2 separate regions of the Homo sapiens genome follow, and region 1 is linked to region 2. Evidence: read pairs that join two places in POLR2A ChIA-PET (ENCODE). Cell type or tissue: CD4-positive, alpha-beta T cell. All regions are shown on one strand.

What was found. Peaks named below come from ENCODE experiments on the same cell type or tissue, not always from the same donor. Only the 100,000 strongest peaks of a DNase experiment are listed, where the experiment ranks them.
Region 1: POLR2A ChIA-PET joins it to region 2 with 16 read pairs; 13 of 35 experiments call an interaction of 5 or more read pairs at or near these places.

Annotation. Positions count from the first base shown.
Region 1 is chr16:70,436,171-70,441,170 of GRCh38, reverse strand. ST3GAL2 (ST3 beta-galactoside alpha-2,3-sialyltransferase 2) reads left to right here and starts at 2,071. Exons shown (of 7, transcript NM_006927.4): 1 at 2,071-2,222. RefSeq lists silencers at 1,920-2,099, 2,200-2,399 and an enhancer at 3,940-4,119. In CD4-positive, alpha-beta T cell, no CTCF peak of the experiment used is centred here; DNase peaks (open chromatin) are centred at 1,920 and 2,940; H3K4me3 peaks cover 2,375 bases.
Region 2 is chr16:70,344,614-70,349,613 of GRCh38, reverse strand. It overlaps DDX19A (DEAD-box helicase 19A), which reads right to left and starts at 2,711. Exons shown (of 12, transcript NM_018332.5): 1 at 2,566-2,711. The coding sequence starts at 2,622. It overlaps DDX19A-DT (DDX19A divergent transcript), which reads left to right and starts at 2,867. Exons shown (of 5, transcript NR_039997.1): 1 at 2,867-3,415. RefSeq lists enhancers at 2,467-2,956, 2,475-3,092, 3,093-3,711. In CD4-positive, alpha-beta T cell, no CTCF peak of the experiment used is centred here; a DNase peak (open chromatin) is centred at 2,783; H3K4me3 peaks cover 1,817 bases; H3K27ac peaks cover 2,645 bases.

The sequences.
Region 1 (5,000 bases), 92 kb before region 2:
TTTTATAAAGAGAGACAGGGTTTTTCCACGTTGCCTAGGCTGGTCTCAAACTCCTAAGCTCAGACAATCTACATGCCTAGGCCTCCTAAAGTGCTGCGATTACAGGCGTGAGCCACTGTGACCCGCCTCTGTAGAAGCCTTTTAATGTGGAGGGAGGAGGGTGGGTAAAATCACTTGTGTTGAGAGTCTGCCGGTGTTTTGTTTGTTTGTTTGTTTGTTTGTTTGTTTTTGAGACGGAGTCTTGCTCTGCCGGCCAGGCTGGAGTGCAGTGGCGCGACGTTGGCTCACTGAAACCTCCATCCCCCCGGATTCAAGTGATTCTCCTGCCTCAGCCTCCTGAGTAGCTGGGATTACAGGCGCCTGCCACCATGCCCGGCTAATTTTTATATTTTTAGTAGAGACGGAGTTTCACCATCTTGGCCAGGCTGGTCTTGAACTCCTGACCTCATGATCCACCTGCCTCAGCCTCCCAAAGTGCTGGGATTACAGGTGTGAGCCACCACGCCTGGCCCTTTTTTGTTTAAGACAGAGTCTCACTCTGTTGCCCAGGCTGGAGTGCAATGGCATGATCTCAGCTCACTGTAACCTCCAACTCCCAGATTCAAGCAATTCTCGTGCCTCAGCCTCCCAAGTAGCTGGGATTACAGGCACGCACTACCACACCCAGCTAATTTTTGCATTTTTGGTAGAGACAGGGTTTTGCCATGTTGGTCAGGCTGGTCTTAACTCCTGGCCTCATGTGATCCACCTGCCTCAGCCTCCCAAAGTGCTGGGGTCGTGATGACATCACTGCACTCCAGCCTGGGCGACAGTGAGACCTTGAGCAAAAACAAAGAGCGTTCCTGTGCTAAAGGGGACTAGACTGGGACCCTGCCTTTCCGGGTTTGGCTCTTCAGGGCCATTATTAATTATCCCACACAAGGGCCATCCTTGAAAGAGGATACCGGTGTGTTAGCAGCAAACACCAACAGCAGAGGTTATCAGGTTATCAAGGTAGTAACCGGCAGCATGAGCAACACCTGGAGACGGGGTAGCAATGCCAATTCTGGGGCCTGCCCTAGAGCTAAAAGAACCAGAAGCTGAGGGTGGGGGCAGCAATCTGCGTTTAAACAAGCTGGCCAAGAGGATCCCATACACACCAAAAATTCAGAACCACTTCAGCCTCACTTCAGCCTGTTGGAGGGCGAAACTGCAGTCTACCTGGAGTTTCATAAAGGTTTTGAAATAGGTGCGGAAGTTAGGGAAAGGATGGGCTAATAAAAGACATGGCAAATATTTAAAATGCATTCACTTTACCCTCAACAGCAGGAAGCTACGGGCATCTAAGAGAGAGCCTGCAAGGGGGAGATGCCCCGGTGGATGAGGAACCAATAGACACTCTGCCCCCTTTTCCTCTTTTCCTAGGTGGGGAACACAAAGTCCAGCGAGGCCAAACCCCCGCTCGCACCGCTGATGGGGTCTCTCTCCCCTCAGGCCAGGGCGCAGCGGCCCCACCGCAGCTCGGGCTTTCAGAGCCCGGGCGTGAAGCCAAGCTGGCCTCAGGTCGCGGCTCTTTGAGAGCGCGAGTGGGAACAGTGCCCTCCGGCCGGGCTCGTCAGCAGCTGGCCACAGCAGCATCTGAGAGGCGTCCTCGGCTAGTGTGCACCTCCCTAGGAACCCACGTATCCAACCCGGCTCGGGGCCGTCTGCTCCAGCCGCTGGAGCCCGGCCTTCTGAGAATGAAGACTTCCCATCCCCCTCCGTCTCCCCTCCTGCACGGCGGACCCCCTGAGCCCTAGCGAAACTACAAAGCCCACAATCCCTGGGATGCGCGCGCTGTCTTCTGGGAGATGTAGTCCTGGATGCGGGGCGCCCCTAGCGACCCAGCGCCCGCTGGACTCCATATCCCAGCATGCCGGCGCGCGTGCGGGGGGCGGAGGGAGGGAGAGACGGGGAGGATGTGAATGGGGTGGGGGCAGTCGCCCCTGTCCCCCACCCTTCCCTTCAAGCCGGGCAGGGGTGGGGGGAGGGGCCGGGCTGAGGCGGCGGCGGCGGCGGCGCTCGGGGAGGGTTGGGCCAGGCAAGGGCGGGACTAGCCCACGGCGGGCGGACGAGAGAGCTGCGAGCTAACGGGTCCGGACGACGGCGGCGGCGGCGGCGGCGGCGGCGACGGCTTTCTGCGCGGGCGGCGGCGGCGGCCGGAGCGGCGAGCATGGCCCGCGCGGCGCCGGGCGCTGACTGAGGTGCGCGGGTGGGATGAGGGCGGGCGGGATGCAGAGCGCCCCGGGCCCCCGGCTGCCCAGACCTCCCCTGCGCGGGCAGCTGGCGCGGCCCAGCGGCCCAGACCGGCCCGTTCCAGCCCGGCAACTTCCCCCGGGTCGGGGCGCCGGGCTCCCTCGTGTGGGCGGGGGTCCGCGCGCGTTGGCCTCATTCCGGATCCCCGCCTTCTGCTTTGCACGTCCAGCCGCTCCCAGCCTCCCAGGGCTCCCGCTCCGCTCCTTTGCCGGCAGCCCCCAACCCCAACCCCAGCCCCAGCCCCAGCCCTCGGAAGAGCTCTCTGCCCTGGTCCCGACTTCCAGTCCACTCCCTAGTTCGTACCGCTAACCCTGGGTCTCCCGGCCTCTGCTCCACCTGGGAGACCCCGGCCCCACTCTTGGCCAGAGCCTGTCTGCCCCATCAGCTCCTCTTTCCTCTCTCCCCTGTGATCTTTCCCCTACCTGGCACTGCCCCCTAACCATCCTCAGTGGCCCAGTTCTCACGGCTCGACCTTCCTACTTTGGGGAAACTGAGGCACGGCTGAAGCCAGAAACTTGGCCAAAGCGCCAGTCCCGTGGAGGCTGGTCTGAACCTCGTCTCTCCTCTCTCCTGTTCCTTCTCTGCCTTGGAATGGAAGTCATTTCTTACCCCCAGTCATTCCCCTGTGACTGGACCAAACTTCCCACCCCCTGCTACAGCTCTGGGCTGAGCTCACTTGAGTCTCCCCTTAGCTTCCTGCCGCTCCTGTTGGCCTTCCCTCCTTCGCATAACCCACTCCGGGTTCCCTCTGCCTGTAGAGGAGTCAGCACCAATTGCTTGCTTGCTCAAGTTAGCCTTTCGATTTATCTTTTGCCAACTGCATCCATCTCCCGTCTCCCATCTTCCCTCTTGCTTTACAGCTGCGTAAAGGAGCGGAGGATTGAGTCAAAGGTGGTGTTGGAGAAAGGGGCTAGAGAGGTGCTGGGGGCAGGCAGGGACCTGGGGCCTCTTTTCAGTCAAAGCCTCCGGGGGAGTACAGGGCACTCTGGGACCTCTGGCCAGTAACACACTCCCGCCTCGTCTTTGGGACGGATGTTTGGAAGCTGGTTGGCCACCCCTTCCTTGCCTGGTGGGCTCTGAAGCCCTTCTCAGGTGGAAGGTATCGCTGGTTTTTAGAGAGATGGTGGCATAAGAGGAGTCTGGGAGACCACACCCCTAAGCTTCATCTTGCTTCTGCTGCTAACTTTGGAGGGGTTGCCCTTTCAGGGAGGGATGCCTGCTGGCTGCCCTGATCTCTCTGTGGAGGAAGGCACAGAGTATGTGGGCGGTGATCTCAAGTTTAGTCGTGGGACTCAGGATTTAGAGGGAACGAGGGCTCAGAGAGGTGGCACAGATTTGCCTGTATTATTCAGGTTTTTTGTTTTGTCCTCTTCAGATTTTTTTTTTTTTGCGGGGGGGGCAGAGGGGGATAGTCATCCATTCTACCCCAATCCCCAGTTTCCCAGTGGGTTGGGTGGAGGAAAGGAGGGACAGGAGGCTCTAGGAGTTATGTGGGTTCCTGAAGGAGCAATCTTGATCTGAACCAGATGGTTCACTGCTTCAGCAACCCCCTTCCCAGCCCTCCCCCTTGGCTGTGAATTGGATGCTTTTAACCTTGTAACTTGAGAATGGAGGAAGGGAGGCCAGGGGGCCAACTGTCTGTGTGGGTGTTTATGTCTGCCTCTGCACCCTTGCTTGCAAGTCTGGCAGGGGCCTGTGGGAGTGACCCTGCCTGGGAGCGCATTGTTGTGATGTGCTGTGGCACGCTGATGGCTCCTGGGAACTTTTGGAGTGCAAATCCCAGATAAAGCCAAGCTTCTGAGAGCCACTGGCTATGGCCTCAGGGGAGCATTTCTACTCCGGCCAAGCCTCAGGGTAAGGACCACTCTTCTCGAGAAGGCACCTGGGATTAAGGAGTCTGCAATACCAGGATTGGGGATTTGGGGAGGCTTGGTTTTTCCATGTCTTTTCATGGCAAAAGAAGACCTGAGGGGTAGGGCCTGGGGAGAGGGGTGGGAAATGGATTATTTTGCGTTGTCCTATACCACATCCTGCCTTATTTTGGCCATATTTGTATACTTCATTTTGGCTCTCATTAGACTGTGGATGCTCTTCAAATGTGTCCTCATTTTCTGAAATACCACCACCTGGCTTGGTCCTTAGCACCTAGTGGGTGTTCAGTAAATGAATTACAGCGGAAGGTCTCATGGTTACAGGTTTAGGGAAGGATTCTTCACATTTGACTGAGAGTCATAGTCTCCTGGAGAGCTGGTTAAGGCACAGATTGTGTGTGTGTGAGGGGACTCCAGAGTTTTATGGTTTAATCTTGGTGGAGCCTATATTTTGCATCTCTCTCCAGCTCCCTAGGGCTAACACTTTGAGAACCACTGGTTTGGGGTCATCACAATTTCTTGAGAGATTAATCCAAGCAGATGCGAAGTCTTTTTTTTTTTTTTTTTCTTTTTTTGAGACGAAGTCTCACTCTGTTGCCCAGGCTGGAGTGCAGTGGCATGATCTCGGCTCACTGCAGCCTCTGCCTCCAGGGTTCAAGCAATTCTCTTGTCTCGGCCTTGTTGGCCACCCCTTCCTGGGGTGACAGGAACCTAGGATTACAGGCATACGCCACGACACCCCGCTACTTTTTGTATTTTTAGTAGAGACGGGGTTTCACCATGTTTGCCAGACTGGTTTCGAACTCCTGACCTCAGGTGATCCGCCCGCCTTGGCCTCCCAAAGTGCTGGGATTA
Region 2 (5,000 bases):
TTCTCCTGAACTCCAGTGCTGTATTTCCAAATGTCTGATGGCTACCGGGCAGAAGAGAACACAGCAGGCCTGACCGCTCTCCTTAGGAAAGCCTATTTGCAAGGCTGGCCCTTGGCTGTCACCTGCGAACTTGGACTTTGGGAAGGTTCCCATCATTCCTAGAACTGATAAGAGGGGGTCAGTCTGCCTCAACTCTTTTTAAAAACAGTTGCATGTAATTTATGCTAACCACCTGCATTCCTTCTGGAAGTCTGGAATTCTGGTACATGCTAGGCACAGGGTGACTATATGACAGCCCCCCAATAAAAGCCTCAAGTAGAGTCTCTAACAAGCTTCCCTGACACCACTTCATATGTGCTGTTACAATTTGCTACCGGAAGAATGAAGCACACTCTGTGGACTCCATTGGGAGATAACTTGGAAGTTTGCCTGGTTTCCTCTGGACTTAGCCCATGAGCCTTTTTCCTCCACTAATTTTGCTTTGTATCTTTTCACTATAATAAATCATAGTTGTGAGTACAACTACATACTGAGCCTGTGAGTTCTCCTAACAAATCGTCAAACCTGGCATCTCTTGGGGACTCCCACAACAGGTACTTACCAAGATGTTTCCTTATTTTAAATTCAGAACAGCCAAACCTGAACTCACCATTCCCTTTTTTCTTTTTTTGAAACAGGGTCTCACCGTCACCCATGCTGGAGTGCAGTGGTGTGATCACAGCTCACTGCAGCCTCAACCTCCCTAGGCTCAGGTGATCCTCCCACCTCAGCATCCTGAGTAACTGGGACTACAGGAGTGTACCACCACCCCGCCCAGCTAATTTTTTTTGTATTTTTGTAGAAATGGGGTTTCGCCATGTTGCCCACACTGGTCTTGAACTCCTGGGTTCAACTGATCTGCCTGTCTCAGTTTCCCAAAGTGCTAGGATTACAGGTGTGAGCCACTGTGCCCAGCCTTCACCTCTTTTTTTTTTTTTTTTTTTTTTTGAGACAGAGTCTCACTCAGTAGCCCAGGCTGGAGTGCAGTGGCGTAATTTTGGCTCACTGCAACCTCCACCTCCCAGGTTCAAGCAATTCTCATGCCTCAGCCTCCTGAGTAGCTGGTATTAACAGGGGACGACTACCACGCCTGGCTAACTTTTGTATTTTTAGTAGAGACAGGGTTTCACTATGTTGGCCAGGCTGGTATCAAACTCTTGACCTCGAGTGATCTGCCCGCCTCGGCCTCCCAAAGTGCTGGGATCACAGGTGGGTGCCATCATGCCCGGCTGCCTTCACCATTCTATCAAATCTGCCCTTCCTCCCACTTTCCTATTCCTGTTATTGGGACGTTAGTAGTACCAATAGGATCCAGGTTGAAAACAGAAACCTTTGGCTTTATCTCCCTTCTCTCCTTTATTATGTTAGCAAGTCCTACCCATTCTACCTTCATATCTTATACCCATCCCTTAATTTTCACTTCCACTGCCCAACATAGGCCCTCTATCTCGGGGCTATCAGAATAACTTCTACACTGATATTTCTATTAGCCATCACTTCTAACATATTCTGTTCTCTGTAGTTCAATAAATCCTTGCCAGCCTTGTCTAATTCTGTCAATAGCCCTCTCAAAAATCCCCATACCGGCTGGGCGCGGTGACTCACGGCTGTAATCCCAGCACTTTGGGAGGCCGAGGTGGGCGGATCACTTGAGGTCGGGAGTTCGAGACCAGCCTGACCAACATGGAGAAACCCCGTCTCTACAAAAAATACAAAATTAGCCGGGCGTGGTGGCGCATGCCTGTAATCCCAGCTACTCGGGAGACTGAGGCAGGAGAATCGCTTGAACCCGGGAGGCGGAGGTTGCGGTGAGCCGAGATGGCGCCATTGCACTCCAGCCTGGGCAACAAGAGCAAAACTCTGCCTCAAAAGAGAAACAACTACAACAAAAAAAAAGACAGTCCATTATCACTAAACAAACCTAAAGTTTAGGTCTTAGATATAAGAACAGAAAGCCACAGTGTATGCTGTAATTACATTCCAGTTGAATGAATATTCATTACTGAAAGAACAAGTACATGAAACCGTTACTTTACACATCAATGAAACAATTTGTAGTGCCTCCTTCCAACATCTGCAGTAGATTGAGGTATTAAATCCAAAAGTCAATCTGTTATTCTGCAAAGAGCTACAAACTACCAACCACGTTAAGCATGGATCTAAGAAATGTTAAATACAGAGTAGTACAGAAACATGCGAAGAACAGTCGCGTAATGAAAAAGAGAATCAGAATCTAAACTTGGCTTTCCTTATAATCGTCACCGAGGAGGTCAATAGAGGAATGACAGCATGCATAGTGGGGCGGATTTACCAAAGGATGAAGTCCTTAACCAGCCCAGATGGAGATAAAAAGCTCGACATTGGTCTCTTTAGCTCTAAGAGCAAATCAAGGGCAAGTGACTGCCCTAGCAAACTGCAGGAGCGCGTTGCCCAGGGGCCTCCCCAACCCGGGGAGCTCCCTGTGCTTTTGGGAGGTTTCGCTTGGGCCCCTGCTACGTCCTCCTCGCCAGGAGCTGAGCTACTGACCGACTTGACAGCCGCTTCCTGCTCGTCCACCGCCAGGGCCCACGAGTCGGTGGCCATAGTCCCGGACAAGGGAGACCCACTTGTGAAAATATGCGCTGCACCACGTCGCAACGCGGGCCCTAACCTCGCCACCGGCGCGAGAATGCACCTCACGCGGACCGGAAGCGGCGGTGAGCACAGGTGACGTCAGTTCCCACCCAGCGTGCGACATCATCATTCTGCGCGGCGCCAGGTCTCTCCTCGGGCCTCGCCTTTCCCTTCGTGCGCAAACCTCGCGCTTTTTGCTCACCCTTCCAGGACGCGGCCTCCTCGCTTCTTAAAATGTCTGAGCTCTACGAAGTGGAACTGTTAGCCCTCCGTTTATTGCCTTACTTCACACTGAAATAAGCCAACGTTTATTTTATTTTATTTATTTTATTATTTATTTTATTATTTTTTTTCGAGACGGAGTCTCGCTCTGTCCCAGGCTGGAGTGCCGTGGCGGGATCTCGACTCACTGCAACCTCCGCCTCCGTGTTCAAGCTATTCTACCTCAGCCTCCCGAGTAGCTGGGATTACAGGTGCCCGCCACCACGCCCGGCTAATTTTTGTATTTTTAGTAGAGATGGGGTTTCACCATGTTGGCCAGGCTGATCTCGAACTGCTGACCTTGTGATCCTCCCGCCTCAGCCTCCCAAAGTGTTGGGATTACAGGCGTGAGCCACCGCGCCCGGCCCCCAACGTTTCTTTTTAAGCCTGTCATATCTCACATTAAATGTGTAAGTCTCTGAACTGTAGGGCTTTGAACAAAGGAAAGTTCCATGAGAATACTATATGATGCCAATTTCTACTGTTAGGAACGCGATAACAGGTAAGAAAACAAAAACCAAAACGCAACAGAAGACCCGTAAACCCCATAATTCCACCATCCAATAAACACAACACACAATGCGTTTTTTCGTTTCTTTTTTGAGTCAGGGTCTCATTGTGTCGCCCAGGCTGGAATGCAGTGGTGTGATCTCGGCTCACTGCACCCTTGACCTCCCACCTCAGCCTCCCAGGTAGCTGGGCCCACAGGCCCGCACCACCACTCCTGGCTAGTTTTTAAACTTTTTGCAGAGACGGAAGTCTTCATTATATTGCTCAGGCTGCTTTTGATCTCCTGCTAACTCCAGAGATCCTCCTGCCTTGGCCTCTCAAAGTGTTGGGATTACAGGCATGAGCCACCACACCTGGCCATTATGTTGAAGGACCACCAAATACATAATGTATAATCTATTTATATGAGATTCAAGAATAGGACAAATAAAATCTATGCTGATAAAAACTAACAGAGCTTACCTGTGGAGAAGGATGTTTGGTCCAGACACAAGAGAACTTCCTGGGTGATAGAATTATTCTGTATCTTGATTGGGACCTGGTTACATAGATGTGTAAATTTGTTAAGTCATGCTACTTTGTATTTCTAAACTCATGGAACCATTATTTACAGATATCACCCAGGCTGGAGTGCAGTGGCCGGGTCTTGGCTCACTGCAACCTCTGCTTCCTGGATTCAAGCGGTTCTCCTGCCTCAGCCTCCCAAGTAGCTGGGATTACAGGCACACGCCACCACGCCCAGATAATGTTTGTATTTTTAGTAGAGATGGAGTTTCACCACGTTGGCTAGGCTGGCCTTGAACTCCTGAGCTCAAGGATCTGCCTGCCTGGGCCGCCCAAAGTGCTGGGATTACAGGTGTGAGCCACAGTGCTGACCTGCTTTTTCTTTTTTATAAGCAGTTCCCAAGGAAGAATAACTGTTTTTGTTTGTTTTTTGTGACAGGGTCTTGCTCTGTCACCTAGGCTGGAATGCAGTGGCACGTTCACAGCTCACTGCAGCCTTGATCTCCCAGACTCAAGTGATCCTCGCACCTCAGCTCCCCAGCAGCTGGGAATATAGCACTTCGCCACCACCCCTGGCTAATTTTTGTGTGAGAACTTGTGCATTTAAAATATCATGGTATATAAATTATACCTTTCAATAATGTTGATTAAAAATCAAAAAAAGGGCCGGGGGCGGTGGCTCACGCCTATAACCCTAGCACTTTGGGAGGCCAAGGCTGGTGGATCACCTGAGGTCAGGAGTTCGAGACCAGCCTGGCCAACATGGCGAAACCTCACCTCTACTAAAAATACAAAAATTAGGGCCGGGCGCAGTGGCTCATGCCTATAATCCCAGCACTTTGGGAGGCCAAGGCAGGTGGATCACCTGAGGTCAGGAGATCGAGACCAGCCTGGCTAACACAGTGAAACCCTGTCTCTACTAAAAATACAAAAACAAAATTAGCTGGGCGTGGTGGCGGGTGCCTATCGTCCCAGCTACTCGGGAGGCTGAGGCAGGAGAATGGTGTGAACCCAGGAGGCAGAGCTTGCAGTGAGCTGAGATCGCGCCACTGCACTCCAGCCTGGGCAACAGA